7 separate regions of the Homo sapiens genome follow, and all the other regions are linked to region 5. A link is a contact called in ENCODE Hi-C or POLR2A ChIA-PET data. All regions are on one chromosome and are shown on one strand. Each heading gives the region's core, a stretch centred on a gene start or an enhancer-like site at or near the end of the contact. The rest is flanking DNA. Distances are from core to core; before and after follow the strand shown. Region 1 holds the start of FBF1 (Fas binding factor 1). Region 2 holds the start of CDR2L (cerebellar degeneration related protein 2 like). Region 3 holds the start of JPT1 (Jupiter microtubule associated homolog 1). Region 4 holds the start of ARMC7 (armadillo repeat containing 7). Region 5 holds the start of TMEM94 (transmembrane protein 94). Region 6 holds the start of SUMO2 (small ubiquitin like modifier 2). Region 7 holds the start of GALK1 (galactokinase 1).

The links. A loop is a pair of places that touch in the nucleus more often than their neighbours do. ChIA-PET counts read pairs that join two places held with the same protein, here RNA polymerase II (POLR2A). Pooled maps may share reads with other maps.
Region 1: a loop to region 5 is called in a pooled map, with 8 times the contacts of the local background. The contact joins the promoter of FBF1 here to the promoter of TMEM94 in region 5. A Hi-C loop is called at or near these places in 5 of 50 pooled maps. POLR2A ChIA-PET finds 5 or more read pairs at or near these places in 2 of 52 experiments (activated B cell and activated T-cell).
Region 2: a pooled map shows a loop between it and region 5 (8-fold over the local background). The contact joins the promoter of CDR2L here to the promoter of TMEM94 in region 5. A Hi-C loop is called at or near these places in 6 of 50 pooled maps. POLR2A ChIA-PET finds 5 or more read pairs at or near these places in 2 of 52 experiments (A673 and GM12878).
Region 3: a map with no recorded cell type shows a loop between it and region 5 (5-fold over the local background). The contact joins the promoter of JPT1 here to the promoter of TMEM94 in region 5. A Hi-C loop is called at or near these places in 1 of 37 single-sample maps with no recorded cell type and 5 of 50 pooled maps. POLR2A ChIA-PET finds 5 or more read pairs at or near these places in 4 of 52 experiments (H1, PC-9, T-cell and 1 more).
Region 4: a pooled map shows a loop between it and region 5 (5-fold over the local background). The contact joins the promoter of ARMC7 here to the promoter of TMEM94 in region 5. A Hi-C loop is called at or near these places in 4 of 50 pooled maps. POLR2A ChIA-PET finds 5 or more read pairs at or near these places in 2 of 52 experiments (H1 and WTC11).
Region 6: a loop to region 5 is called in a map of B cell, with 13 times the contacts of the local background. The contact joins the promoter of SUMO2 here to the promoter of TMEM94 in region 5. A Hi-C loop is called at or near these places in 1 of 168 maps with a recorded cell type or tissue (B cell) and 9 of 50 pooled maps. POLR2A ChIA-PET finds 5 or more read pairs at or near these places in 3 of 52 experiments (CD8-positive, alpha-beta memory T cell, MCF 10A and WTC11).
Region 7: a pooled map shows a loop between it and region 5 (3-fold over the local background). The contact joins the promoter of GALK1 here to the promoter of TMEM94 in region 5. A Hi-C loop is called at or near these places in 8 of 50 pooled maps. POLR2A ChIA-PET finds 5 or more read pairs at or near these places in 4 of 52 experiments (GM12878, HEK293T, PC-9 and 1 more).

Annotation. Positions count from the first base shown.
Region 1 is chr17:75,938,661-75,942,461 of GRCh38, forward strand. FBF1 (Fas binding factor 1) reads right to left here and starts at 2,382. Exons shown (of 30, transcript NM_001319193.2): 1 at 2,188-2,382. It overlaps ACOX1 (acyl-CoA oxidase 1), which reads right to left. Exons shown (of 14, transcript NM_004035.7): 14 at 2,847-3,801. RefSeq lists a silencer at 2,151-2,420 and an enhancer at 2,531-2,600.
Region 2 is chr17:74,984,863-74,989,082 of GRCh38, forward strand. CDR2L (cerebellar degeneration related protein 2 like) reads left to right here and starts at 2,770. Exons shown (of 5, transcript NM_014603.3): 1 at 2,770-3,260. The coding sequence starts at 3,182. RefSeq lists an enhancer at 2,608-3,109 and silencers at 2,676-2,755, 2,776-2,865.
Region 3 is chr17:75,152,511-75,156,650 of GRCh38, forward strand. It overlaps JPT1 (Jupiter microtubule associated homolog 1), which reads right to left and starts at 2,002. Exons shown (of 5, transcript NM_016185.4): 1 at 1,832-2,002. The coding sequence starts at 1,887. RefSeq lists a silencer at 1,598-1,837 and an enhancer at 2,490-3,085.
Region 4 is chr17:75,107,055-75,111,312 of GRCh38, forward strand. ARMC7 (armadillo repeat containing 7) reads left to right here and starts at 2,915. Exons shown (of 3, transcript NM_024585.4): 1 at 2,915-3,325; 2 at 3,409-3,552. The coding sequence starts at 3,235. It also overlaps a transcript of SLC16A5 not described here. RefSeq lists a silencer at 2,906-2,985.
Region 5 is chr17:75,454,274-75,458,000 of GRCh38, forward strand. TMEM94 (transmembrane protein 94) reads left to right here and starts at 2,362. Exons shown (of 32, transcript NM_014738.6): 1 at 2,362-2,478. RefSeq lists an enhancer at 2,059-2,108 and a silencer at 2,259-2,418.
Region 6 is chr17:75,180,763-75,184,593 of GRCh38, forward strand. SUMO2 (small ubiquitin like modifier 2) reads right to left here and starts at 2,197. Exons shown (of 4, transcript NM_006937.4): 1 at 2,052-2,197; 2 at 295-426. The coding sequence starts at 2,072. RefSeq lists an enhancer at 1,505-2,155 and silencers at 1,737-2,136, 2,267-2,496.
Region 7 is chr17:75,763,861-75,767,591 of GRCh38, forward strand. GALK1 (galactokinase 1) reads right to left here and starts at 1,332. Exons shown (of 8, transcript NM_000154.2): 1 at 1,112-1,332; 2 at 37-226. The coding sequence starts at 1,276. RefSeq lists enhancers at 347-556, 587-816 and silencers at 927-1,076, 1,307-1,496.

The sequences.
Region 1 (3,801 bases), core at 1,132-3,631, 480 kb after region 5:
CGTGACCAGCTTGGCCAACATGGTAAAACCCCACCTCTACTAAAAAATACAAAAAATTAGCTGGGTGTGGTGGCAGGCACCTGTAATCCCAGCTACTTGGCAGGCTGAGGCAGGAGAATCGCTTGAACCCGCTAGACGGAGGTTGCAGTGAGCTGAGATCATGCTATGCATTCTAGCCTGGGCAACAGAGCAAGACTCCATCTCAAAAAAAAAAAAAGATGTAGGTTTAACAGCATGAATCCAAGGGTTATCAAAGTTCTCTCACTTTGCCCATTCAAGAGGTAAAGCCCATTTCCATAAATTAAAAATTCCTTATAGGGGATGCACTTCAGAAGAGGAGCAAAGTACTCTCAGGCTGGGCGCGGTGGCTCACACCTGTTATCCCAGCACTTTGGGAGGCTGAGGTGGGCAGATCATTTGAGGTCAGGAGTTCAAGACCAGCCTGACCAACATGGTGAAACCCCATTTCTACTAAAAATACAAAAATTAGCTGGGCATGGTGGCATATGCCTGTAATCTCAGCTACTCAGGAGGCTGAGGCAGGAGACTAGGTTGAACCTAGGAGGAGAAGGTTGCAGTGAGCCGAGATCGCCCCACTGCACTCCAGCCTGGGCAACATGCGAGACTCTGTCTCCAAAAAAAAAAAAAAAAAAAAAACGTGCTCTGGATAACTTAATGGGCTTTCTGAGGCTTTGAGATTACTTGAAAAAAGGGCAGTGGCCATCATCCCTTACCCTGAAAGCCGATGCAGCAAGTGGCAAGTACTCATTTCAGAAAGGAGGTGGGTGCCTGGCACCAAGGCTGAAACCCTTTCCCAGGCAACACCCATGACTACTTTCTAGGCAGCATTTAGCACAAAAGCAGGTATGAACTCTGGTTACTCTTTGATATTCTTTTTCTTTTTAAAATTTTTTTTTTCGAGACGGGGTCTCACTGTGTTACTCAGGTTGGTATTGAACTCTGGGGCTCAAGCAATCCTCCTGCGTTGGTCTTCCAAAGTGCTGGGATTACAGGTGTGAGCCACCACGTCCAGCAACACGATTTTCACTGACAGTGGAAATATTTCCCTTTACATAGGCAGTAAATCTGACCCATTGAGAACATTTTCCTCGGAATTAGCTGTCTCCCTCCCCCTCCTCCACTTTACCAAAACCCACCTACAGGATGTCCTGGAAGAAAGGAGTCAGAGGGGTCCTCTTTATGTCCCAAGTATTGGCCTGTCCTGTTATTGGAATGCAAGGGTTATCTGGGCTTACCTACAGAGCCCACCCTGAATACATGTGTTTTCTTTTTTTTCTTTTTTTAGACGGAGTCTTGCTCTGTTGCCCAGGATGGAGTGCAGTGGTGCGATCTTGGCTCACCACAACCTCAGCCTCCCGGGTTCAAGCGAATCTCCTGCCTCAGCCTCCCGAGTAGCTGGGAATACAGGCACATGCCACCATGCCCGGTTAATTTTTGTATTTTTAGTAGAGACGGGGTTTCACTGTTGGCCAGGAGGTCTCGAACTCCTGACCTCGTGATCTGCCCGTCTCGGCCTCCCAAAGTGCTAGGATTACAGGTGTGAGCCACCACGCCTGGCCTTCTTTCTTTTTTTTTTTTCCAGACAGGGTCTCGCTCTGTTGCCCAGGCTGGAGTGCAGTGGCACGATCACAGCTCTCATAGCTTACTGCAGCCTCGACCTCCTTGGGCTCAGGCGATCCTCCAATGTCAGCCTCCCTAGCAGCTGGGACCACAGGCACACGCCACCATGTGCGGCAAATTTTAAAATTTTTTTTGTAGAGACGGGGGTCTCCCTATGTTGCCCAGGGTCGTCCCAGACGCCTGGCCTCAAGTGATCCTCCCGCCTTGGCCTCCCAAAGTGTCGGGATTACAGGCGTGAGCCACCGTGCCCGGCCTTGTTTCTTTTTCTCTGCAATGGCGACTTCACGACCTACAAGTCCAAATGTGTCCCATAACACATCAAGGAACTTCTGGCATCTCCTATCGATCCTGTACGGGCTTCTCAGACTATGGGGATTTTCTAGGCTTGGTTTGCCAAGGCCAAAGGGCTACAGAGTAACCCCGTCCCCACATGTATTCAGCCGACTCCATGCCAGGCGTTTTACAGATCCCGAGACCACCCCTAAGCAAGACCCCTAGCCGGAGTCGCCCCTCCGTCCCGAGACTCCGCGCCCCTCAATGCGTCACCCTTCTGAGCGCCCGGCCTATCTGGCCCCGGAGCGCAGCCTGTAACGCTCTCAGCCCCGGAAGCCTCCTGTTACGCGCCGTGCCCCCGGAGGTGCGGCCGCTGGGACCAGCGCCGGCCCTGGCTCCATTCGGGTCGCCCAGCCCGGCCAGGACTGGCCTCCCGCTTCCAGCCGCTGCCGGCACCCTCAGCCGTCTGGCCTCCCGCGGAAAGGCGGGCGCGAGGCATCCTGGGAGTCGCAGTCGGCGGTCGACTCACCCGCCCTCACAGAGGAGGTGGGGACGCCATGAAGAACTACAGCTCCCAGGGAGCCGCGCGCGGCAGTTGGCGGGGCCGGGCTTCTGCCGGCGGCGGGCACGTTGCTAGGAGCTGCCCCAACGCCTCTCCGGGAAGAGGGCGCCAGGCTCAAAGGCCCTCTTGGGAACTGCCGGGAAGCTTAAAAGTTCCTCCTGCCCACTTCTGAGGGCTGACACGTGGCCGACGCGGAGGCGTGAGAAATGTGTTGATATTGGGAGGTTGACGGGTGAATCCACAAATTCACCGGTGTTTATTCCACACCCCAAAGCTTGAGGGAAGTGACTGACCTGTTTAATGATCCAATCAAAGCTGTATAGCCAGAATGAAACCCAATACTGTCGCCCCACAAAAAGATTAAGTCACATTTTTTCTAGTATGTGCTAATTATGAATTTTATTAAGGTTTATTCAATGTCACAGAGGAAAGAACGGTTTGTAGTTTTGCTTACCCGCAGTGCTGGCAGGTCACAGCTGTCCAACCATGATCCATTCACATGCTCTGGCCCCGTGCCCCTCGTCCTCCCACCCCTACCCCACAGGACACCATTAAGCCAGGGCTGGGTAACAACATATGCTCAATGCATCTTCTCAGGTGAGAACCAAACTCGAGCCACAACAGCAAAGGGGGAAAAAGGTAGCAAAGTAATTATGTGCTCCCAAGGCAGTCATTTAGTTGAATCCATAACTGGAAATAAAAAGGCATTTATGAAGTGTAGTCCGCAGTCTGAATGTGGAAGGTGGAAGATCACACATTTACTAAGAAACACTCAAAACATATTTTGGTTCAGAATTCTAAAAAATCCCGAATTTTCCATGATCTTCCCAAGACAACCAATGACCCACTTAAATTTAAGGCAAAAACACCCTTGAATCTAGGAATGTGCACATATGCAACAGCTAACATCTGGTAACTCTAATAATGTTCCTTATATGTTTCTGTGTTTACTATCATGAACCATAGGAAGAAGTACTGGAAAATTTAGTAAGTGTGGACAGTTAAAAACACTGGCCCGGCACGGTGGCTCACGCCTGTAATCCCAGCACTTTGGGAGGCCGAGGTGGGTGGATCACGAGGTCAGGAGTTCAAGACCAGCCTGGCCAACTTGGTGAAACCCCTGTCTCTACTAAAAATACAAAAAAACTAGACAGGCATGGTGGCAGGCGCTGTAATCCCAGCTTCTCAGGAGGCTGAGGCAGAGAATTGCTTGAACCCGGGAGGCAGAGGTTGCAGTGAGCCAAGATTTCGCCACTGCACTCTACCCTGGGTGAAAGAGCAAGACAACGTCTCAAAAAAAAAAAAAAAAAAAAAAGCAAAACCCC
Region 2 (4,220 bases), core at 1,520-4,019, 470 kb before region 5:
CATTTGTTACAGAAGCAATAAGAGACAAATACAGGTATTTACTCTTTGTGTCTGGCATCTTTCACTCAACTTTTTTTTTTTAGCCCAAGCCCATGACAGTAGATCATTGTATTTGTACTATATAACATTCCATTACATGAACATGCCACATATTCTTCGTCAACTGTTGATGGACATTTGTGTTGTTTCCAGTGTGGGCGCTTATGAATACTGTGGCTATGAACTTTCTTGTACATGTCTTTGGGATAAGGTATGTGCATATTTCTCTTGCACATATATAGGAATAGAATTTCTGGGTTATAGGGTATGCATGTATAGTGGCTGCTGTGATGTATCCCCAACTCTTTCAGAACGAAAGGACCTATTCCCTTAGCTGCTGGGAGGACCCCTGGCTGGCAGTCCCAGCTGCCAGGGCTCTGTGCAAACTAGTCTCAGCTGAAAAGAACTTATTTGGCCAAGGTCACACATGCCTCCTAGGAACGACCTGTGTCATTCAATGACTGGTTGATATGTAAGGGTGGGGGATATAAAGGCCCCCTCCCCCAATGATACCTGGAATAGCTTTGAAGGGTCACCCTGGATTCAAAGTTCTTCAGGGATCAGAGGAGGCTTTTGCAGAGGCTACATACCAACCCAGCTTCTCCCCCACCAACCCTGCTTCCCTCCCTTTCCTGCAGGTGTTGATCATGAGAGCACTCCCTAGTCAACTTTCTTTCTTTTTTCTCCCTCTAATCCAATATGATTGATATCCCTAATCAACTTCCTGCATGCTAATCTCCATCTCAGGATCAGCTGCCTGGGAACACAACCTACAACAGCTTACGTTATTCAGCTTTCATGGTTATCAAGCAGTCTTTTTTTTTTTTTTTTCCAAGACGCAGTCTTGCTCTATCGCCCAGGCTGGGTGCAGTGGCGCAATCTCAGCTCACTGCAACTTCCGCCTCCCAGGTTCAAGCAATTCTCCTGCCTCAGCCTCCCAAGTAGCTAGGACTACAGGCATGTGCCACCATGCCCAGCTAATTTTGTATTTTTAGTAGAGACAGGGTTTCACCATGTTTCCCAGGCTGGTCTTGAACTCCTGACCTCAAGCGATCCACCCTCCTTGGCCTTCCAAAGCGTTGGGAATTACAGGCATGAGCCACCACGCCCGGGCAGTTTTCTAAAGTGGTTGTCGTCCTATGTATTCCCTCCAGCAGGGTGAGAGAGTTCCAGTTGCTCAACATTCTTGCCAATACTAGGTATTTTTTGTCTTTTTTTTTTTTTTTTTTTTTTTTTTTTTGAGACAGGATCTTGCTCTGTCACCCAGGCTGGAGTGCAGTGGCATGACCACAGCTCCCTACAGCCTCAACCTCCTAGACTCAAGCAATTCTCCCACCTCAGCCTCCCAAAGTATCTGGGACTACAGCCGTGTGTCATTATGCCCACCTAATTTTTATTTTTAAATTTTTTTATAGAAATAGGATCTTGCTATGTTGCCCAGGCTGCTCTTGAACTCCAGGCTCAAGTGATCCTCCCAACCTCGGCCTCCCCAGAGTTCTGGGATTATAGGCATGAACCACCACGCCTGGCCTTTTTTTTTTTTTTTTTTTTCCCTAAAGCCACTCTGGTGATTGGGTAGTGATACCTCATTGTGGTTTTCATTTGCATTTTTCTGATGGCTAAAGAAGTTCAGTACCTTGTTGCATATTTATTCAGTTATTTGTGTATCCTTTTTTGTGAATTACCTGGTCAAATCTTTTACCCACTTTTCTACTGGGTTGCGTGCCTTTTTCTTATGACTATGCAGATGTTCTTTCTGTATTCTGGATACAAGTCATTCGTTGGGTATATCACAACATTATTCAGAGATTCTCAACGGCACCAGCACATTAGGGTCCCAATAAAAATGAGTTACGTGAATGCTTGAGTCCGAACACTCTTCTAAGGAAAGAATGCTTGGACAGATGCAAGTGTGTATAGTTTTAATGGGTATAATTGGATATAGGATATGGGTCCCAAGGAAAGGAAAACAGAACCTTGAATGCAGGTAACACACCCTCAAACTTTGCCACTTTCAGCCTGTGGTTTCTAGCCACAAGCACTTAAACACGCAGTTCCCAAAGGCAACTGTAAATTAGTATTCATTCATTCAAAGAATGTCGATGGAAGGTATCAATGACCAGCATGTTGTTTGTTTTTTGTTTGTTTGTTTTTTGAGGCAGAGTCTCCCTCTGTCGCCCAGGCTGGAGTGCAGTGGCGCTATCTTGGCTCACTGCAACCTCTGCCTCCAGGGTTCAAGCGATTCTCCTGCCTCAGCCTCCCGAGTAGGCATGCGCCACCATGCCCAGCTAATTTTTGTATTTTTAATGGAGACGGGGTTTCGCCATGTTGGCCAGGCTGGTCTCGAAACCCCTGACCTCAGGCGATCTGCCCGCCTTGGCCTCCCAAGGTGCTGGAATTACAGGAGTCAGGCATCGCGCCCGACTGGTGAGCAGCCTGTTCTAGGAAGTGAGTAGCCAGCTGTGAAAGAGAAACAATATTCTTGCTTCCAGGAGATCTAGGAGAGACGACAACTTCTAAAATAGCATAATTTTAGACATGAGACATAAACTGAATAGGTCGTAGGGGGAAGTAGGACGAAAGGGTTGATCAAGCAATTCCCAGACCAAGACACCAGGAGGGTCCCGCCCTCGGCCCCGCCTCCAGCTTTGCATACATCTCCTGATTGGTCGGCGGCGGCAGGCCCCACCCCGCGGAGCCGAGCTCCGCAAGCTGCAGGCGGGCTCCGCCAAGATGCAGCGGCGGCTCCGGTTGTCGCCGGGCGGGCCAGGAGCAGCGCGGACCCGAGCCGGGCAGGGGGCGCCCGCCACGGCACCCGCGCGCTCCTAGCGCCCCAGACCCGCCTGCGGGCCCGGATCCTCCTTGCCACTGTCCCACCCGCCGTCCCTGCCACTCCACCCTTTGTGTCGCCGCAGCCCGGTGCCCCCGGCTCTGCGGGACCCCGGCCGGGCCGGACCCTGGCAAAGCGCCAGGCCCCGCGTGGGCTCCCGGCGAGCGGTTGATGGCGAGGGGGCGCGGCGCGGGCTCTGTAGCCCGAGTTCCCGACGCTGGAGGCCCGGCCCGCCTCAGCCGCATTGTCCCGGGCCGCGCGCACCGGCCCTGAGCTGCGCCGCCGCAGCACCCGCCCGCCGCCCGCGGGGCCATGCGGAGAGCCGCCGGGATGGAGGACTTCTCCGCGGAGGAAGAGGAGTCCTGGTACGACCAGCAGGACCTGGAGCAGGGTGAGCGCGGGGGCGACCGGGACAGGAAGGCGGGGAGCGCCCGGTGACCCCTGTCCGCTTCTCCATTGTTGGGCGCTATCACCCCGGGAGGGGCTGGGCTGGACCGGGCGCGCCCGACTCGGAGGAGGGACGCGTCTGGAGAACCGGGACGTGGAGAGAGGGGGCGCTGCCGGAGAAGACGCGGACCGGACGGGCGGAGACCTGCAAAAGTGGGGGGCGGGGGGCGGTCTTCCTATTTTCCCAGACGACCGGGCATCCGTCATCCAGCTCGCCCACCCCGTCCTGGAGGCAGCAACTGCTCGGCCGCCCCTGGTATTGTTACGGGGCCTGAGCGCTAGCTAGGAGTCTTCTGAGGCCGGGAGGCGGCTCCTTCGTCATGTTTTGCTGGGAGGGTGGCTTGTGTGTAGAGGGAAGTTATCTCACGCCAAATCCAGCAGCACCCGTCCCTGACAGGAATTATGAGCTCTAAGACTCCTAGAAAGTTTCCCTAACTCGCTTCCTACTCAGGGAGAAGTGGTACCGCGTCTTTGCTGGTGAAGAAGCAGAAAGTCAAGTCTCCCATCTGCCTTCGAGAGTCAGGAGTCGCTTAGCCCTCCCCTGCCCGGTCCCCTTGCAAATGGCTCATGGTTTGGAGGGGGTCAGGTTCGGGAATCCCGGCCAGTGTGCCAGGCGAGAGACCGAATAAAGAGGGATACATCTCCGCTGCCCCCAGTTGCCATCTGAGGACAGAAAGGGCGACTGGAAGGGGGTTAGAAGCTGGTGATGAGGTGGCCGAAATGACATCACTGGGAGTGGGGGGTGGGGCTGTTGGGACAGAAAGGAAGAGGAGGCCTGCTGGAGTGGAGTCAGTTCTATCCTCTCCTCCCCTAAGATGCCTCCTTCTTGGATGGTGAGAGCTGGAAGGGGCGAGGAAACATGTCCAGGGAGAAGTGACCTTCCCATGGCCTCCAGCAAGCTGGG
Region 3 (4,140 bases), core at 752-3,251, 300 kb before region 5:
ATATTGGAGGGAAATTGATGACGAAAGGTGAATTAAACATTCATTTCACAGGATCAGAACTCATTTGTCTCACATTTCAAATGTACACATGAAAAACTAAGTGTGAGGATTCATTTGACCTAATTACTGAAATTCTTTACAAAACACTAATATCAACTCAACCCCAAAGAATAAAACCCCAGATTACACATTATCATTCCGACGACTGAAGTCTAACCGGCAGAAAGTTGGCCTCGTAACACAAAATGAAAAACCAAGGCTCAATCTCTTCCTGTTCTCTGAAGAAATCATCTCATTGGAAAGAAAACAGAAAGGGAGCGACCAGTTTCCTAGGTCTGTGCTACTTAAGTACCCCATCCTCCCAGTAATCACCAATTTATTTTTTTAATCTTACCTAGTCTTTTTGACCTTGTAAACCTGAAAGTATTGAGTTGTAAAGGAATGTCATTTCCCATGCTTTCCTCCTAAGGCTCAATTGCTGAGTGAGGCGTGCTTTTTGTTCCCAAGTTCTCTAACCCCTGTGAGATATGGCTATTTCACGTGTCTTCTTAGCCCCACAAAATGGCTCCCTTTGTGCCACTTGGCCAGGACCCCGAGGGTAGCCACACATGAATGCAGGTCATAATCGATGTAAAATACATGCTCAAAAAAGTGATTTAAGCTTCTTCCAAGCCTTGAAGAGGATCCCAGACATAACTGTAACCCACCTTAAAGAACAGTGTGCAATTAGCTGAGACAATGTGGACACCTTCCACAGAATCCAAACCCTTCCACCAAGTAAGTTAAGCAAGGACTTGGAAAAGGGTTCCTGTCCAAACACTGTACCCAGTGCCCCAAGCCCAAAAAGCAGTGGGAAGAAGGGCAAGAAAAATCCCCCGCTTCCCAGGTAGCGCTACCACGTTAGAGACAATGGATGTCTCCGGCCCCGCCCAAGAACAAGAAACCTCCTCCTGCAAGGGAACCAGGGCCAGGGATGAACTCACTGGGCAAACGTCAAAGGAGGAAGCGAAGGTAGGATGCAAAGGCCACGGTCCGAAGGTTTAAGCGCAGAAAACCCACTCGGGTTGGCTCGTTCCCCGCGCCCGCCCCCGCCCCCCGCCTTAGAAATGAGCGCAGGGATGGGGAGAAGGGGTCTTTCCTTTGTTAGGAAGGGGAGACACTTGGAAGAGGGGAGGCACTTCGAAGAGGGGAAGAACGATTGGGTCCTCAATGGGGGGTGAAGGGTCGCGATGACCAGCCCCGCTCGACCACACATGCACCTGTCAGGTAGGTCCGAATAAGGAGTGGGGGCACGGCGAGGGTAAGGAGCCCGCCGGACCTGATCGATCCGGTCTCCGGATCCAATGGCTGCGCGCGAGAGCGAGACCAACCGCATGCCACGGGGGAGAGACAGGAGCGCGTGGCCCATCAATGGGACAATAGGACCTGACCATGCATGGGGCCCTAAAGGATCCCCGGGCACCTGGGGGGCCAAGCCCACCACCCTGGGGATGCACCAGCCGGGATGCACACAGGAGAAAGCGAAGCCCTCCCCGAAGGTTCCGATTAACGAAAACCGGCCGTGCTCCGAGGGGCGACCAGCCCCGGCCTCCTCAGCCCCTGACTCCGTGGAAGGAATGAATGGAGAGCAGCAGGGACCCGGGTGGGGCCGGCGCGCAGGGCTCGCCAGGCGGCACAAAGGCGGCGCCGACGGCAGAACCCCGCCACCCGCCCCGGCGCGAGCACAGCGCACGGGGCTCGTTACCCGCAACGACCGGCGCGAGGCCCCGCCGGCAGCGGCCCTCCCAGCCCCTCAGCCCCGCGCGGCTCGGGCGCGACCCGGTCGCCTCACCGGGAGCTATTCCTGCTGTTGGGGTCGACTCCCTTGAAGGTGGTGGTTGTGGTCATGGCGCCGAGGAGCGAGGTAGGCTGGCGCCGGAGCAGAACGCTCAAAGGGTCGGACCCGAGGGGCGCTGGGAAACTCCACACCCAACAGCCGACCACCGCTGCAGGAGCCGCCGCTGCCGCCTGTCCGGCCGATCGACGCCTTTATAGGGTTTTCAACCCCCGCCCCCTAACCCGCCGGCATTGGCCGATTCAAATGAATTCTTTCATTCCTATTGGCTCTCTGGAGTGCCAAGCACCATGCGGCATTACGATGGGCTGTGGCGGCCACGGCTCAGCCTAAGCCCGCCCCCTTCCTGGACTGGGAAGGCCTTGGGACTCTCTCCCCTCCCCCACCCCAAAATCTCGGCGATGATTGGACGGAAGGCGAATCTACCTCGCGCTGGGTGGAAGTCGTGCTGGCTGTCACTGTAAAACGTTACCTGACAGAGGGGGAAGCTCTTTCTTGGGGAGTTACAACCTCGGCAAGCAGAAGGGAGATTTGTCACTGTTACTGTTCTCTCATTTGCTTTACTGATGGTGGGATAGTAAGGGCATCCTCCTTAAAGGATGAAAAGTACTGCAACAAGTTGACATTTATCTGTTGAATACCTACTGTGTGTCCCATTTAGAAACCTAATAGTCTCAAAGCAGCCGCACAATGAGTCAGCAACAGAGAGCGCACCAAGATGATCCCTTTTAAAAGGACTGGAAATTCCTTACATTTTAATGTTACTGTTTAGTTGTAATGGGTGGTGCATGTACTGGACCAAAATTACAGTCGCTCCTATTTGGGGGCCTATTCTAAGGCTGGTTAATGCCTGGCACCAGGAATGGACTCATTCCCTGCTACCAAGACTATGGAAGCAGCTCAGGCCTCTGCAGCTGTTTATAACCCTTAAGTCATGACTCTTCCACCTGTCTGGGTAAATCTATCCATGCGACAAATGCAGACACACTTGGAGGATTCAGGAATGATGGTTTACAAGATCATAATAGGAAAGCCTTGGGCAAAAGAGGGCAGGCCCTTCTCATGTCTTGCATATTTCCTCAAGGCAGATGTCTTTGCTTGTCTCAATATTTCCATAATAATTGAACCACATTCCTCTTTGCAAAGCCACCTTTCAGGTAGTTGGAAGTTTGTATTCTGGGCAGTCTAGGTTAACCACCCTCCCCCCCCGGGCTTTCATGAAAAGCCAGTGAGAAGTTCTGTTCTAGAAAGCACGGATGATGCATTTATGTGCTTACCACAACAGCACGAAGCGCACCACTTGTTTGTGTTAGAATCTTCCCTTCTTTTTTTCCTTTCTTTTTTTTTTTTGTTTTTGAAGTGGAGTTTCGCTCTTGTCACCCAGGCTAGAGTGCAATGGCGCTCAATGCAACCTCCACCTCCCAGGTTCAAGCGATTCTCCTGCCTCAGCCTCCGTAATAGCTGGAACTACAGGCGTGCGCCACCACCCCTGACTAATTTTTGTATTTTTAGTAGAGACGGCGTTTCACCATATTGGCCAGGCTGGTCTCAAACTCCTGACCTCAGGTGATCCATGCTCCTTGGCCTCCCAAAGTGCTGGGATTACAGGTGTAAGCCACCGCATCTAGCCAAAATCTTAGCTTTTTTTTTTTTTTTTTGAGACAGAGTCTTGCTCTGTCGCCCAGGCTGGAGTGCAGTGGTGGCGCGATCTCTGCTCACTTGCAGCCTCCACCTCCCGGGTTCAAGCGATTCTCCTGCCTCAGCCTCCCGAGTAGCTAGGACTACAGGTGCGTGCCATCATGCCCGGCTAATTTTTTGTAGTTTATTAGTAGAGATGGAGTTTCACCATGTTAGCCAGCATGGTCTCAATCTCCTGACCTCGTGATCCACCCACCTTGGCTTCCCAAAGTGCTGGGATTACAGGTGTGAACCACCGCACGCCCAGCCAATCTTCCCATTCTTTCTTTTTTTGTTGTTGTTGTTTTCGTTTTTTTGAGACAGAGTCTCGCTCTGTCGCCCAGGCTGGAGTGCGGTGGCATAATCTCGGTTCACTGCAAGCTCCGCCTCCCGGGTTCACGCCATTCTCCTGCCTCAGCCTCCCAAGTAGCTGGGACTACAGGCGCCCACCACCATGCCTGGCTAATTTTTGTATTTTTAGTAGAGATGGGGTTTCACCGTGTTAGCCAGGATGGTCTAGATCTCCTGACCTCGTGATCCGCCCACCTCGGCCTACCAAAGTGCTGGGATTACAGCATGAGCCACCGCACCTGGCCAATCTTCCCATTCTTTTTTTTTTTTTTTTTTTT
Region 4 (4,258 bases), core at 1,665-4,164, 350 kb before region 5:
AATCCCAACACTTTGGAAGGCCAAGATGGGAGAATCACTTGAGAGGCCACCCTGGGCCACATAAGGAGACCTCCATCTCTACAAAAAATTTAAAACTTAGCTGGACATGGTGGCACAGGCCTGTAGTCCAAGCCACTCAGGAGGCAGAGGTGGGAGGATCCCTTGAGCCAAGAAGCTCAAGGTTGCAGTAAGCTGTGATCACACCACTGCACTCCAGCCTGGGTGACAGAGACCTTGTCCCCCCTTCCCAAAAAAAAAAAAGGTATCAATGAATGTTCTGCATAGGAAACTTTCATCTCACCTGCTCCTAGGCAAGAATAGCAATCATCTCTGGGCAGAATTCCTTCAATAAATATTTACTGAGTATCTACTGTGTGCCAGAGACTGGGCAGAGGTAAGACCTACCAAGGGCTGAGAATTCCACCCCAAGGAGGGCCCCTCCCTGAGGCCTTAAGAAGGGAGAAGACTGGCTGGGTGCGGTGGCTCATGCCTGTAATCCCAGCACTTTGGGAGGCTGAGACAGGTGGATCACGAGGTCAAGATATCGAGACCATCCTGGCCAACAAGGTGAAACCCCATCTCTGCTAAAAATACAAAAATTAGGCCGGGCGCAGTGGCTCACGCCTGTAATCCCAGCACTTTGGGAGGCCAAGGCGGGTGGATCACGAGGTCAGGAGATCGAGACCATCCTGGCTAACACGGTGAAACCTCGTCTCTATTAAAAATACAAACATTAGCCGGGCGTCGTGGCGGGTGCCTGTAGTCCCAGCTATTCAGGAGGCTGAGGCAGGAGAATGGCGTGAACCTGGGAGGCGGAGCTTCCAGTGAGCTGAGATCGCACCACTGCACTCCAACCCGGGTGACAGAGCGAGACACTGTCTCAGAAAAAAAATACAAAAATTAGCTGGGTGCAGTGGTGCGTGCCTGTAATCCCAGCTACTCGGGAGGCTGAGGCAGGAGAATCACTTGAATCTGAGGCGGAGGTTGTAGTGAGCCGAGATCGCACCACTGTACTCCAGCCTGGCGACAGAGCGAGACTCCATCTCAAAAAGAAAAAAAGGGAGAAGACCAATGAGGGAAGATGGGGTGGCCCATCTGATTCAGCAATCCCCATCTAGCTGATTGCCTGCGAACCTCTAGAGAAGGTCTGGGGCAGTTCCTGGGCAGGGAGGGATGGAGCTTACTTCCATCCTCCCTGTTTCTGGGCTCCTATTTGCTGCTCTGTCCAGCAAGAGGCAGAGAAACCCCTTGGGCACCTAGGGGTAAGATGCACTTCCCAGGCTGCAGAGGCTCCCAAGAGAAGCCAAAGGGCTTTGGTGAGGGTCCTGGGGCCTAGGTACCCAGACTAAGTTAGAAACTCCTGCCTCAGAGGGTGTACATAGGGCAGGGGCTGACCACAAGGACCTGAAACCTCAGAGGTGAGGCCTGCTTCCAATGGGGCTGCAGCTGGCTGGAGTGTGACGGCCACTCTGCCTTCATCCGGGCCCAGGGCTTAAGATAATGGTCCTTGCCTTTGTCAGCCTAAATAACAGAGAGGCTCTCTCAAAGAAAATGATATCTATTTGGGCATAGGGCATTGCAATGGTAGTATCCATGCCATAGTAAACTATATGGGTATTCAGGGAGGTAAAGGAAGACAGGCTTTAAGGGAAAAAATAGGATTACATAATTGTTTTGAAATATTTATCCTTAGGTAGAAGGATTAATAACAAGGGTGACCGCTCAAGGTTGGACAAGCGGTTGCTGGGCAGATGGCCATTCAAAAGTATGTTTTGTGCAAGGTTGTGACGCCCTTTGTGCAAGGTTGTGGTTTTTGCAGAGTCTTTGTGATAGTTTTCATTATCAGGTATTTATGCACGAGAACCCTCTTGTCATGGGTTTCTTGGGCTGTGTCCGGGTTTTTTTGTTCTGTTTTTTAACACAAGTGACTCCATTTAGATTAACAACTTTTGCACTCTCAGGACACTCACAGCCTAAGCCACCTCTACCCCTACGTTGTCAAATGCGATGGGAGTGTGGCTAGACCACCTCCTTCCCTGGTGCTTTGTTTCCTGTAACCACGAGCAATCTATCACACACCCGCTTCCTGATAATCTCCGAGAAGGAATCGGCCGAAGGGCTTCAGCATCCAGAAAGCCCCGAAAGCGCCACAATCAAGGCTCCTCCTCGGGCTCCCCCGTGCTGCCCCGGGCGCGCGCCATCCACCCGGCTGACAAAAAGCACCAGGACATGACCCAGTACCCTTTGATTTCTGTCCAGAGGTGGCGGACCCACCTCGGGGCTGGGATGGAGGGCGGGTCGGGGTCGCTAGGCTTTTTGCAAAAGGGGCAAAGGACTGATGGGGGGCGTAAGGAGCTGACGCCCGCGCTCCAAAGGGGCGTCCTGGTCAAGGAGGATGGGCCGCGCCCCCGCCAGCCGTGGGGACCCTGGAGGTGCTTCTGCCTCGACGTCCTCCAACATGGGTGCTGCCAGACTCTGCTGCGCTCCTGAGTTGCTCCTGGCGGAATTCCAGCCACCCGACATGGGTGTCTCATTTTCGGCTTCTGGGCCATGTCGGGACGGCGGAGGACCCCGGGGGACCGGCGGGAGAGTGGGAAAGGTGGGGCGGGAAAGCCGAGCGAGGCCCTCACTCGCCCATCTGTTGGCGGGGGCGGCAAGTGGGTTTCTTTCTTGCGTTCAGATTTTGCAGTAATTTGCATCTGGACATGGGATACGGGAGGCCAGGCTGCTCCTCGCAGTACACCCACCCACGCCTGCACCTGCCTCAGCGAAGCCGCTCGCCGCTGGTTCCAGCACAGGCTAAAGAGCTTCGGCATCCAGAAAACCAGAAGCGCGCCGCGCACGCGCGCCAAGGAGTTCGGCGACGGCCCCGCCCCTTCGGGGGTAGGGACAGCGCGGCTTCCGCCGGGAGCCCGGAACCGAGCCCAGGAGCCGGGGACGGTGCGCCAGTGCCCCCTCCGCGAGCCCCAACCAGTAGACGGTTCCCTGTCTCCCGCGCCCCAATTTCGATTTTCAAACGCAACTCCTACAGGATTCTGAGACCCCGTCCCATCTCCCATATCCCATTTCCAGCTGCAAATTACTGCAGAATCTGAACCCAGGAAAGAAACCCATTTGCCGACCCCCTCTTCCCTCTCCAGACAGGTGGAGAGCGGGTGAGGGTCTCGCTCGGCTTTCCCCCTGCACCTTTCCCACCCTCCCGCCCGTCCCTGGGGGTCCTCCGTCACCGCGGCCATGGCCCAGAAGCCGAAGGTGGACCCCCACGTCGGGCGGCTGGGATACCTGCAGGCGCTGGTCACGGAATTCCAGGAGACCCAAAGCCAAGGTGAGAGCCACGGTGGGATCAGGTGGCAGGGTCCGCTGTGACCGCCGCCCGGACCTGGCTTCAGTGCCGCTTTCCCGTTGCAGACGCCAAGGAGCAAGTCCTCGCCAACCTCGCCAACTTCGCTTATGACCCCAGCAACTACGAGTATCTGCGGCAGCTGCAGGTCCTGGATTTATTTCTCGATTCGCTGTCGGAGGAGAATGAGACCCTGGTGGAGTTTGCTATTGGTAAGGGCGGGGCCCGTTCCCTAGATGCCTAAATGGGCCAGGGTGAGATAAGTGAATTAGAAGTGAGTCCTTGGGGCCGGGCGTGGTGGCTCACACCTGTAATCCCAGCAGTTTGGGAAGCTAAGGCGGGCGGATCACCTGAGGTCATGAGTTCGAGACCAGCCTGGCCCACATGGCGAAACCCCGTCTCGTACAAAAATTAGCTAGACGTGGTGGAGAGTGCCTGTAATCCCAGCTACTAGTGAGCCTGAGGCAGGAGAAGCTTGAACCCAGGAGGCAAATGTTGCAGTGAGCTGAGATCGTGCCACTGCACCACAGCCTCGGGGACAAGAGTGAGACCCCGTCTCAAAAAAAAAAAAAAAAAAAAAAAAGCCGCACACAGTGGTGTGCACCTGTAGGCCCAGCTACTCTGGAGACTGAAGCAGGAGGTATTGCTTGAGTCTGGGAGGCAGAGGCCGAAGTGAGCTGAGATTGTGCTACTGCACTCCAGCCTGGGCGACAGAGTGAGACCATGTCTCAAAAAAATATGTTTTAAAAAGAGCAGTTTTGTAGCCGGGCGCGGTGGCACACACCTGTAATACCAGCACCAGCACTTTGGGAGGCTGAGGTGGGCGGATCACCTGAGGTCAGGAGTTCAAGATCAGCCTGGCCAACATGGTGAAACCCCATCTCTAACTAAAAATACAAAAATTAGCCGGGCATGGTG
Region 5 (3,727 bases), core at 1,112-3,611:
CATGTTCTGGCTTGAGTGATTTGATTTACTCATGTAGCAAAATTTTATGGCTGAGGGGACTGACAGAGGAAGTGGTCAGGCAGATGGAGAGTTGCAGAGCCCTTGAAACTAGCAGGCATTCAGTGCAATTTCATTGAGTGATATTCATAAAACCCAGTGGAGCTGAAAAACCAGTGTGGCCAGAGGGGGCTGAGAGGTTCAAAGTGAAGTGACTGTGCTACATTTGTTAATCTTCCAAAGGCAGCCAACTAGATCTTAAGGGGTCAAGTGGAAAGATGTAATATATAGGTAGCCTGCTAGCTCAATTCAACAAATGTTAATGGATACAAGGCAGCAAGTAAGGTGCTGTGGAAACTGCTAAGATAAGCCAGCTGCCCGCAGGGAGTTTGAGGTCTTACAAAAAGAGCAATGCTGTATAAAGCAGACTTTTGCAAAGGTGGCAATGCAGACACAGAGAAGGAGGCCCAGCATTATATATAGAGAGAGTCAATGACTAAAACCCAGGGAGAGGCTGGGAGTGGTGGCTCACACTTGCGATCCCAGCATTTTGGGAGGCTGAGGCAGGAGGATTGCTTGAGGCCAGGAGTTTGAGACTAACCTGGGCAACATAGCAAGACCCCATCTCTATAAAAAATAAAAAAATTAGCTGGGTGTGGTGGTTCGCACCTGTAGTCCTAGCTACTCAGGAGGCTGAGGTGGGAGGATTGCTTGAGCCCAGGTGTTCGAGGCTGCAGTGAGCTATGATGGCACCACTGCACTTGCCAGACTGGGTGACAGAGTGATACCCTGCTCTAAAAATAAATAAATATGTACATACATACAAGAAAAAATAAAAGTCAAGAAAGGTAGCATTTGAGGTGGGCCTTTAGGTTGATTAAGTATTTATTTGCATGCTGGCTTTACTGATAAGAAAGAACCGTCAGGCTGGGTGCGGTGGCTCACGCCTGTAATCACAGCACTTTGGCAGGCCGAGGCAGGTGGATCACCTGAGCTCAGGAGTTTGAGACCAGCCTGGCCAACATGTTCAAACCCTGTCTCTACTAAAAATACAAAAATTAGCTGGGTATGGTGGCAGGCACCTGTAATCCCAGCTACTCCGGAGGCCGTGGCAAGAGAATCACTTGAACCCGGGAGGTGAAGGTTGCAGTGAGCCGAGATCAAGCCATTGCCCTCCAGCCTAGGCGACAAGAGCGAAACTCCGTCTCAAAAAAAAAAAGAAAAAAAGAACCTTTAAAGCAAAGCGTAGGGAACCAACCATGTGACGAAGGAGCAGAGGTGGAAAGGTCTCTGTCACGTTTAAAGAATGGTGGTTAATCTATGTGGCTGCAGGAATAGTTTAGCCTGTGGGGACTTAGACCTGGAAACGTATGTCTGAGTCAATTTATGAAGGACTTTGAACATCAGGCAGAAAGATTTGGACCTATTTGCAAAGGTGAACTATCAGTTTTTGTGTGCAGGTTAGTGACATGATTCTTATGGCGTTTTAGGCAACAGCTAAACTGGGTCATACAAGATTAGGTACTAAAATGCCATCTTCTTGTCCAGCTGAGAAAGGGATTTTAATTACGTAATTAAACTCATGAATGTGGGAAGGGGCTCTTACTTCACAAGGCCAACCTCAGCTCTTTCCCAATTATATAAACAAGTTTTTGTTTGTTTTTTTGTTTTTGTTTTTTTTAAACAAGCCTTCCAGACTTAGATCTCTGGGAAAAGAGAAGTAAATACTGACACAGGCTTGCTTTGTTTTCCCAAGAGAGGTCTCCCAGGCGATTTATCTAATTACCTAGAAAAAAAATTTAACTTGTTTTTCCCTTTAGATTTCAGCCGAGCTGGAAGCGGGAGGGGGGAATTGCAGTATTGCCTTAGATTTTCTAGATTTGGTTTGGACGCAATATTCGTCCTGAGGGAGTCCCTCCAAGGCCTCTCGGAGCGGGCAGCCTCTAGGCATTTGTTCAAGGCAACAAGGAGGGAGCTTAGAAGAACTTAAGAGAGGCGGGGAGCTCTGCAAAGGGCTTATTTTAAAAAGAAAGGGAAAAAAGGTGGGGCGCGCCGTCTATCTTTTTAGAATAATTCTGTAGGAAAACGAATCGGAGGTAAAGCCATGCCCTCTGGTCAGGGTTTCTGGACTAGAAACTGCCTGAGCTTTACGCACAGGAAAGGACAGTGGCTCTTCACTCTCCCGGCCGCATCACTCGGCACCTAATTCCGCCAGGCTCCCAGAGGGGCGGTTGCAGCTACAGCCTAGCACGCCGCGTAGCCAATAAGAAGCCAGAATTCCCCCTATTCTCAAATCCTGACCAATCGGTGGCCTGAACTTTAGCTCTCTGGCCGGCGCCTCTGTTGCCCGGAAGGGAGGCAAGCCCCCTTAGAGTTGCCAGTAACGGACATGGCTGCGGCCCCCGGAGGAGGGGACGTGAAGTGAGGAGGGGGTTGGGAGGGGAGAGGACGCGGGCGAGGAAGACCAGCCCCGGGGCCCCGGTAAGTACGAGAAGGCCCGTGGCCCGAAAGTGGGGAGCAAGGGGGCGTGGGGCTCGGCCTTGCGCGTCCTTTGGATTCTTGGCCAAGGAAAGGGGAGTCTGGGGTCTGCACCCAGAGAACGGCTTAAGGGGATGCCTCCTGAGGGGGAGTCCAGGGACTGGCTCTAGTCTCCAGCTCTTGACCATTGCCTTCCCCCGAGTCTTCAGACTCTTGCTCTCAGCCCTGGATTGGTCCATTGTGGGGTCTCTCGCCAGAAATAAAGCCTCTCGCCAACAAAGAATCCCTGCCCCAGGTCTGTCGTGCCTAGGCCCTGGCCCAGAGGGCTCCCAACGCCGACGCCCTGAGTATTTATTTCGAGGCCCCTGGGAGTCCTCATCCCCGACCTAAATAAAGACCGTTGTCCCGCCTGCGCGCGCTCTCCGCAGCCGCCCGGGGTCCTCGCGCGGCCGTCCCCAGCTGGATGGAGCCGGCCGAGGGGCTCCTGGCAGCCATCCCTGATCTTGCAGTTTGGAGCGGGCTTTTTTTTCTTTCCGCCTTTCCAGAAGCGTTTTCAGGCTCCTCGGAAGCTCACCATCCATGCCATCGGATAAAGTGACTCCTGTGGAATGCCCTCGTTCCTGTACCGCACACCCCTGGAGCCCAGGTCTCCTGGTTCCTAGCATGCCACGATGCGGCCCCTGCCCGCTGCCCAGCGCCAGATGCAAGCAAAGCCCCGCTCTTTCATTGGTGTGTCACCGCGGGCTAAACTTTGGCGTTGCCTTGGTCACGTGCTGCTACATCCCACCCTCTCTCCTGAGTTTTTCGGTGGCTCTTGAGGGAAAAAAGGAGGGAGCTCGTTATGGAATCTGTTTTCCTTCTGCTATGTGGGTGTATGCATTGGAGAGAAGGATCTTTTTCTCATGATTTATCCAAGACGCTCAGCTTTAGTGACATAGTTGTTATTCCGCAGGTAATCTTGGAAGATGGAAGCAGGGAGGGGGCAGTTTTAACATTTTCATTTTGCAGATGTGGAGATTGTTCGGAGAGGCAAGGCCAGGGTCACCTAGAGCCAAACTAGAATCCGAAAGTCCAGGGGCTTGAGTTCTTTATCCGCTAGACCTAGTTGTTTCCTAGGTGTGACCTGAGGAGATCAAGTTCCCTGACTCCCCTGAGCTCTTGCAGGGTGGCTCTGGGCATTAAAAGCGATGGGCATTAAAAGTAGGATCCTCCTATGCTTCCTGGCAATGACTAGGGTCTTCATACCTGGTTT
Region 6 (3,831 bases), core at 947-3,446, 270 kb before region 5:
CTCTTATTTTCTTATAAACATAAAATTACATTTCCTTGGTAAAAAAAAATTATTGTAAATATAATTTGATGGATTTCTGGCACAGGACTGGAACCACATATAATACTAACCAAATCATCCTAAGGGTTTTCACGAGCTATCAATATACCAAGTGCACGACAAAACTGACGTGCCAAGTGCATATTCATCCCATCAAAAAGTCACTGTAATGTGCTAGTCTAGTTTTTGTTCCCATGAAAATAAGATTTTTAAAAATAGTTTTATTCAGTGGAAGTACACATATGAATTCCTCACCTGTCGTTCACAATAGGCTTTCATTAGTTTACTAAGTGGTGTATGCCTCTTAATCTTAAACTGCACCACAGAACCATCCTGCCCCGCCACCTTCAAATTAATATGATCGTTGTTCTCAGTCTTGACTCCTTCCTGTTAAAAGAAAAATAAAAGTATAATTTGGGAAATGTGATCAACGAACACGTTTTATAAAGCAGCAGCAGCCCTAGTTGCTTCAAAAATCAACAGGTTTCTCATACTGTATGCTAAAACGGCATACTGCTGTTTTCAGCTGCTGAAATCAATGTGAAAGCGGAAAAATCCTGCAGTAACAGTATTAGATAGCTGTCAGATACGGAAAAGCCTACATGCAATACTATCAGTAGCAACAATATGTTTAAAGTTGGGTCCTATTCAGTGTATTGCAACGTTCTCTTGAAGTTAAACTTCCTAAAATGACATATATCACTCCCAAAATACTTTACCCCCCAAAAAAGTTAAAAATAGAGTCCCTTCTCTTTTCTAAGCACTTTAAGTACAACTGCAAGAAACAAAACAATAAATCTACAGCCTGCCATTCAAAACTCATTACCGTTGTCATTAAAAAGTTACCAAACTCAGTTTAATAACCTAAATCCAATCTCCATTAAAGGAAACACACAAACAAAAAAAACAATCGAAGAATATCCCGATTCCCCCCGGAACAGCGGTAATACTCAGTCAGGACCACAGTTAACGTTCTCCTCTATTAGCAGCTTCATTTTTATTTTCGGTTAAGAGCACTTATTCTCCCCTCCCCCCCTTTGTTGTCATGGGTCAAATACACAGTTTTATCCTGATTTGTTTCTTGTAGATTTCGACCCAACCTAAAGTTGTCCAAAATCGAGTGCAGAAGCAATTCTGTAGCCCTAAAACGCTCCAGAAAGTAAAGGCGCGGGAGGCGGGGGGTGCCACCAAACTAAAAGCAGCAAGTCCCGTGTGCCCCGATGATGGGTGTCCCCAAGTCCTCCCGGGAAGTCTCCGGGTGCCTCAAAAGCCGCGTTCAAAAGTTAAGCCGCACAAAGTCTCTCTGCTCGTACCTGTGCCTCCAACTTCATGAAACCACATGGTGTTCGCGGATTAGGGGTTCGTTGGCACCCAGGGAAAAGCCGCTGCCCCTCCCCCTTCGGGCCCCTGAGGCTATTAAAGTGGGAAATACTCCACGGGAATCCCCCTACCCCCAGGCCCAGGACGGCGGCCCGCGGGCATCCAGGTTCCTGCCCGTCCGCAGCCCATTGATTCGCCCCGAACCCTCGCCCCGCCGCCGCGGCCCCAGGCAGGGGTCCCCAGATGCCCGCGGTTCCTACCCGAGAGGTGAAGCCCGAGCCCAGAGGACTCCTCGCCGCCTCGGAGACTGCAACACCCGACGCGGGGTCGACAGAAGGTGGAGACCCCGCGCGCCCTAACGCCCCTCCTCACGCGCGCCGGCCGGCTGGGCCAAGAATCCCCGTTCGGGGCTGGTGGGTCCGCGGGCGTCCGCTTTCTGCCCGCCCAACTCGCGCCCGGCGCGCACTCGGAGGCCGCCGGGGGCGGGAGAGAGCGGCGGGGCCTCCTTCGGCGCGGGAGGGAGGAAGAGAGGGAGGGAGGAAAATGGCGCGGAGCGCCCGGGCCTGAGCCGCGGCCGGCCCCGTGGGGGGCCCGGGAAAGCGCTGGGAGCCAGCGGCGGGCTCTGGCCGGACCCCGGCCCGCGCCATGACCCCCACCGCGCGGCGAGGCGAAGGGGCCGGCGGCGAGCTCACCTTGGGCTTTTCGTCGGCCATGGCGAGCGCCGGAGTCTCCTCAGCTGCCGCTTCACAAAAGAGGTACCAGGTCCGCACCAAACGAGCACACAAGCAGCACCAGGAGCGGCAGAAGAAGGAGGCGGCAGCGGTGGACGAGGGGAGAGGGTGCGCGCACGTCGTGCGCTCCCTCCCCCCACCCTGCGTGCGCGAGCACGAGTAGCCGAAGCCTCCCATTGGCTGGCGCCTCGCGGGAGCGCGCAACGCTTACATAACCACCCCCACCCCCCGTCCCACGCCACCGCGTCCTGGGCCAGGCGCCCGCCCGGCCGGCGGGAAGAGGCGCGGACACGCGCACCCGGCCCGCCGCGGGGGCGCGCCTGGCTCTGGGCGGGGCTGTATTGTCCTCCTTCGTGGTGGAGCATAATCAAAATGGCTTCCAGCTGGTCCTCGGTGGGAACGATGAGGCTCGAGGCTTTAGACGTAAGCCATAGGCCAGGGAAGGCAGACTTACTAGAGGAGGAAGGGGATTCCTAAATCAAAGCCCCAGCATGAGGTTCTGGAAAAATCTCTCTCATTCAGTGGACCAGCAGCCCTCCCATGGTTACTTCCTCTCAGTCAATCTCAACCTGCTTCCCACCGGACTCTTGCCTAAAATGCAGTGTCTTCTTCTTCTTCTTCTTCTTCTTTTTTTTGAGACGGAGTCTCGCTCAGTCGCCCAGGCTGGAGTGCAGTGGCACGATCTCGGCTCACAGCAACCTCTGCCTCCCGGGTTCAAGTGATTCTCCTGCCTCAGCCTCCCGAGTAGCTGAGACTACAGGTACCCGCCACAACGCCCGGCTAATTTTTCGTAGAGACGGGGTTTCACCGTGTTAGCCAGGATGGTCTCGATCTCCTGACCTCGTGATCCGCCCGCCTCGGCCTCCCAAAGTGCTGGGATTACAGGCGTGAGCCACCGCGCCCGGCCTACAGTGTCTTCTTCTGTCCTGCTGGTAACCCTAGACTTTGACTAGCTACGGGAAAATATTCATGTATTCATTCAACGAGATCCTTACTCATCGCCTGTCTTCCAAGAGGAAACAGTATCCATAAGCGAGAACTACCCAACAATCAAGCTTCCAGCCAATTTAATCCTTTCCTCGTTGCATCCAGTTAAAACATACACATGCGTCCCTCCTGTCTGAAGAACAATCCGATGTGTGTGCACTGGATTCCATCTCGCTTCTTCCCCCGGGGCTTTATTATTTCCTTTTGTCCCTGAATTTTCTTCCTCTCCTCCGTTAGTATAGAAAAAAAAAAAAAAGCTCCCAATTCTATGAAGTTACCATCCTATCTCTCTCCATTCTTGGCCAAACAGCTCGAAAAAATGTCCCCGCCAGCTGTCTCCAACCCCTCCCCTCCCACTCACTCCTCAACCCACTGCAATCTGGTGCTGTCCCCAAAGTTCCACTAAAACTGCTCTCCACAAGGTCACCGCAGACTTCTTTGCTGAATCCAGTATGCTTCTCAGTTTGTCACTCCTCTTGAACTTTGCAGGAGGTAGGTTTTCCTCTCATCTCTAGCCTGTCCTTTGTTCTCTCTGCAATTTTTTTTCTTACTCACTCCTTCCCTTAACTGTTCCTTAGGGTTTTCTTCAAGATCCTTTTATCACTCCATTCCCTCTCCGAGGATGATTTCACCGATTTTCATTACCATCTCTTTGCTAATGATCCTCAAATCCATTATTTCTAGTCCACGTCTTTCTTCTGAGTTTCCAGTTGATTTCTGAACATCTCCACTTGGATATCCCAGAGGCACCTCA
Region 7 (3,731 bases), core at 82-2,581, 310 kb after region 5:
ATCAGTGAGGACTTGGCTCAGGCCTGGGCCCCATACCTGGGTAGTACTGAATCACTCCCTTGACATAGTTGGCCCACCGAGGAGTCCCAGGCTCCAGCGAGCGCTGGGCTGTGGGCAGTGGAAACTGCAGCCGCTGGGGCTCATCGGCACCCTCAGAGGTGGTGAGGAGAGACACCAGCCCATCCTTGCGGGGGCTGCCCACCAGCACCGTCATGAGCTCCAGAGCCTGGCAGGAGAGACAAGCAGTACGTGAGGCTTCCGCCAGCTGGAGTAAGCCTCTCCAATGACACTGCCTCCAGCCGAGGTTCTGATGCCTCCACAGTCATCAGGTTCTGAACCTCCAGGTTCAGCGTCGCAGGGAAGATCCTGAGGGCCAGCTGACCTTGGGGGCTTGAGCCCTGCCCCCTTAGGTCTTCAGGGGCGGGGCGGCTGCAGCTGGAGCACAGACCTGGACTCTGCCCTGAGCTGTGGGGCAAGGGGGAGAGCTAGCCCAAAGGGAAAACAGATCACTGGAGCTCCAAAGCCTTTACATTTTGGGGTGGCTCTGGACATCCTGTACCTGTGCACTCCCCAAGCTGCAGATGGGGCGGAAAGCGCCCCCCGCTGAAAGCTGGGAGTCCTCACTCCCAAGTCGCAGCCCCGCCAAGAACCTGCTGTGTGACCTCCAGCAGTTCACTGGGCCTCTCTAGGCCTCAGTTTCCTCCTCTGTAAATTGAACGGGCTGGGCCAGAAGGCTACGTTCGCCCAGGTCTGCGGTTGGGGCCCCACGGTGGCCGGAGGCGCGGAGTGTCCCCTTCTGCGTGGCACACAGGGCCTCACAGTTTAAGGGGAACATGCTCCCAGGTTGAAGGCGAGGAGCCCCAGCCCCCAGAGGGCGGGCTTGAGCCAAGAGGCGGCCGCGCACCCTCTCCCGGCCACTTCCTCGCTTCCTCCCTTCCAACGTGGGGAACAGCCTGTCCCGGGGACTCTTCCGTGCACCGGTGCTCCAGGCGCAGCTGCCCGCCCCACATCTCCCGCGGGAAGAACTCGCCCCCAGCGTCCCCGAGGCCCGCCCTCCTCGGCGGCCGGGACAGGCGGCGGCGGGCTAGGGGCTCCCCGTGCAGCCCCTCACCATAGGCAGCACCAGGCCCTGGTTGTAGTCCGTGTGTTCCCCGATGAGGTTGACGCGGCCCGGCGCTGACACGGCCAGCTCGGGCTCGGCCCCGAACTCCTCCCGGAAGGCTCGCCGGGCCTCGGCCAGCAGCTCCGCGACCTGGGGCTGTCTCAAAGCAGCCATGACGCGCGCCTGCAGCTCTGCACAGCTGCTCCGGCACAGCCCCGTCGGCGCGGGATGCTCGGGCGGGGCCCCGCGCGGGGGTGCGCACATTCCCGCCAGCCCCGCCCCGCGCCCGGACGCCCCGCCCCCAGACCTCAGCCGGTTCCGCCCCCACCCGCAACTCCCGTGGGAATCCAGCTGCTGGGTGGTGGGTGGCAGGGGCTAATGGTGCCGGGTGGGATACAGCGCCCCCGATGGTGTCCTTCCCTCTGGACTTCGGGAAGAACCAATGAGCACTCACTAGAGTGAGAATAGCCCTGAGTGGCACTTGGCATGACCAGGATTTCTGAGCTGCCCTTCCCTGGCGCTGGTGACTTTCTATGTGCCTCACCACCCACCACCACCCACACAGCCAGAGCAATGGAGCTGGCACCCGGTTGACCTGGGATTCCCAAAGGGATCCCCTAGGTCCCCAGGGCCAGCAGCTGTGAGAGGTCATCAGCCTCTGATCACCGGTCTCCAAGAGGGTGACCTGACACTCACTGTAAGTAGAGATAAAGACAGACAAGTTTGGGCCGGGCGCAGTGGCTCACGCCTGTAATCCCAGCACTTTGGGAGGCCGAGGTGTGCAGATCACCTGAGGTCGGGAGTTGGAGACCAGCCTGACCAACATGGAGAAACCCCATCTCTACTAAAAAATACAAAATTAGCTGGGCATGGTGGCTCATGCCTGTAATCCCAGCTACTCGGGAGGCTGAGGCAGGAGAATCACTTGAACCTGGGAGGCGGAGGTTTCGGTGAGCTGAGATCACACCATTGCACTCCAGCCTGGGCAACAAGAGCAAAACTCTGTCTCAAAAAAAAAAAAGACAAGTTTGGTGGTGACCAGAGAGTCAATTTTACAAGCTCCTTTTCTAGGTAATACGCAACAGCTCCTAGCAATGGAGAATTGGACTAGGGTGGCGGTGGCCAGCAGTGGGCCCAGCCCCTCCCTTAAGGACCTGCCACAGCTGTCCAGGTAGGTTGTGCTGTTGGCCCCAGCAGGCACTACTTCAGCCCAGAAGCCCTTGTCTCAGAGGCGTGGCCTTGTTCCCAGTCAGGCACTCTTCTCTTGCTATCCTGCATCCTAAACCTGCTGGCCGGCCCCAACTGCTGCCTTGATACCTGTCCACAGCTGCCCACCCTACATGGAACCTTGAAACTGAAAGACTGAAATGTAAGCAGCTTGCTTGGGGTTAGGGTGGGAGTAGTGTGGGGAGTTATGGCCAGGGATTTAGCTTGGGGCCTGCTCAGGGGTGTGCCCAAAGAGTGGGGAACTGCATTCCAAGGGCAATTCTGAAAACTCTTAGAAGAAAACATAGGGGTACAGTTTTGTGACATTGGTTAGGAAATGTTTATTTGGTTTCTGTTTTTGAGACGGAGTTTCGCTCTCGTTGTCCAAGCTGGAGTGCAATGGCGTGATCTCAGCTTACTGCAACCTCTGCCTCCCGGGTTCAAGCGATTCTCCTGCCTCAGCCTCCGGAGTAGCTGGGATTACAGGCACGTGCCACCATGCCCGGCTAATTTTTTGTATTTTTAGTGGAGACTGGGGTTTCACCAGGTTAGCCAGGCTGGTCTCAAACTCCTGACCTCAGGTGATCCACCCACCTTGGCCTCCCAAAGTGCTGGGATTACAGGCGTTAGCCACCACACCTAGTCATGTTTTTTTATTTTTATTTATTTACGTATTTATTTATTTTAGACAGATCTTGCTCTGTTACCCAGGCTGGAGTGCAGTGGCGCGATCTTGGCTCACTGCAACCTCCGCCTCCCAGGTTCAAGCGATTCTCCTGCCTCAGCCTCCCCAGTAACTGGGATTACAGGCACCCTCCACCATGCCTGGATAATTTTTGTAAAAGCAGGGTTTCACCATGTTGGCCAGGCTGCTCTTGAACTCCTGACCTCAAGTGATTTGCCTGCCTCAGCCTCCCAAAGTGCTGGGATACAGGTGTGAGCCAATGCGGCCAGGCAATGGTTTTTTAGATATGACATCAAAAGCACAAGTGACAACAGAAAAATAAACTGTACTTCATCAAAGTGAAATATTTTTCTGCAACAAAGAACTGTCACGCGTGTCCGTGTGAACAGACCACCAAACAGGCTTTGTGTGAGCAACAAGGCTGTTTATTTCACCTGGGTGCAGGCGGGCTGAGTCTGAAAAGAGTAAGCAAAGGGTGGTGGGATTATCATTAGTTCTTATAGGTTTTGGGATAGGTGGTGGAGTTAGGAGCAATGTTTTGCGGGCAGGGATGGATCTCACAAAGTACATTCTCAAGGGTGGGGAGAATTACAAAGAACCTTCTTAAGGGTGGGGGAGATTACAAAGTACATTGATCAGTTAGGTTGGGGCAGGAACAAATCACAGTGGTGGAATGTCATCAGTTAAGGCTATTTTCACTTCTTTTGTGGATATTCAGTTGCTTCAGGCCATCTGGAT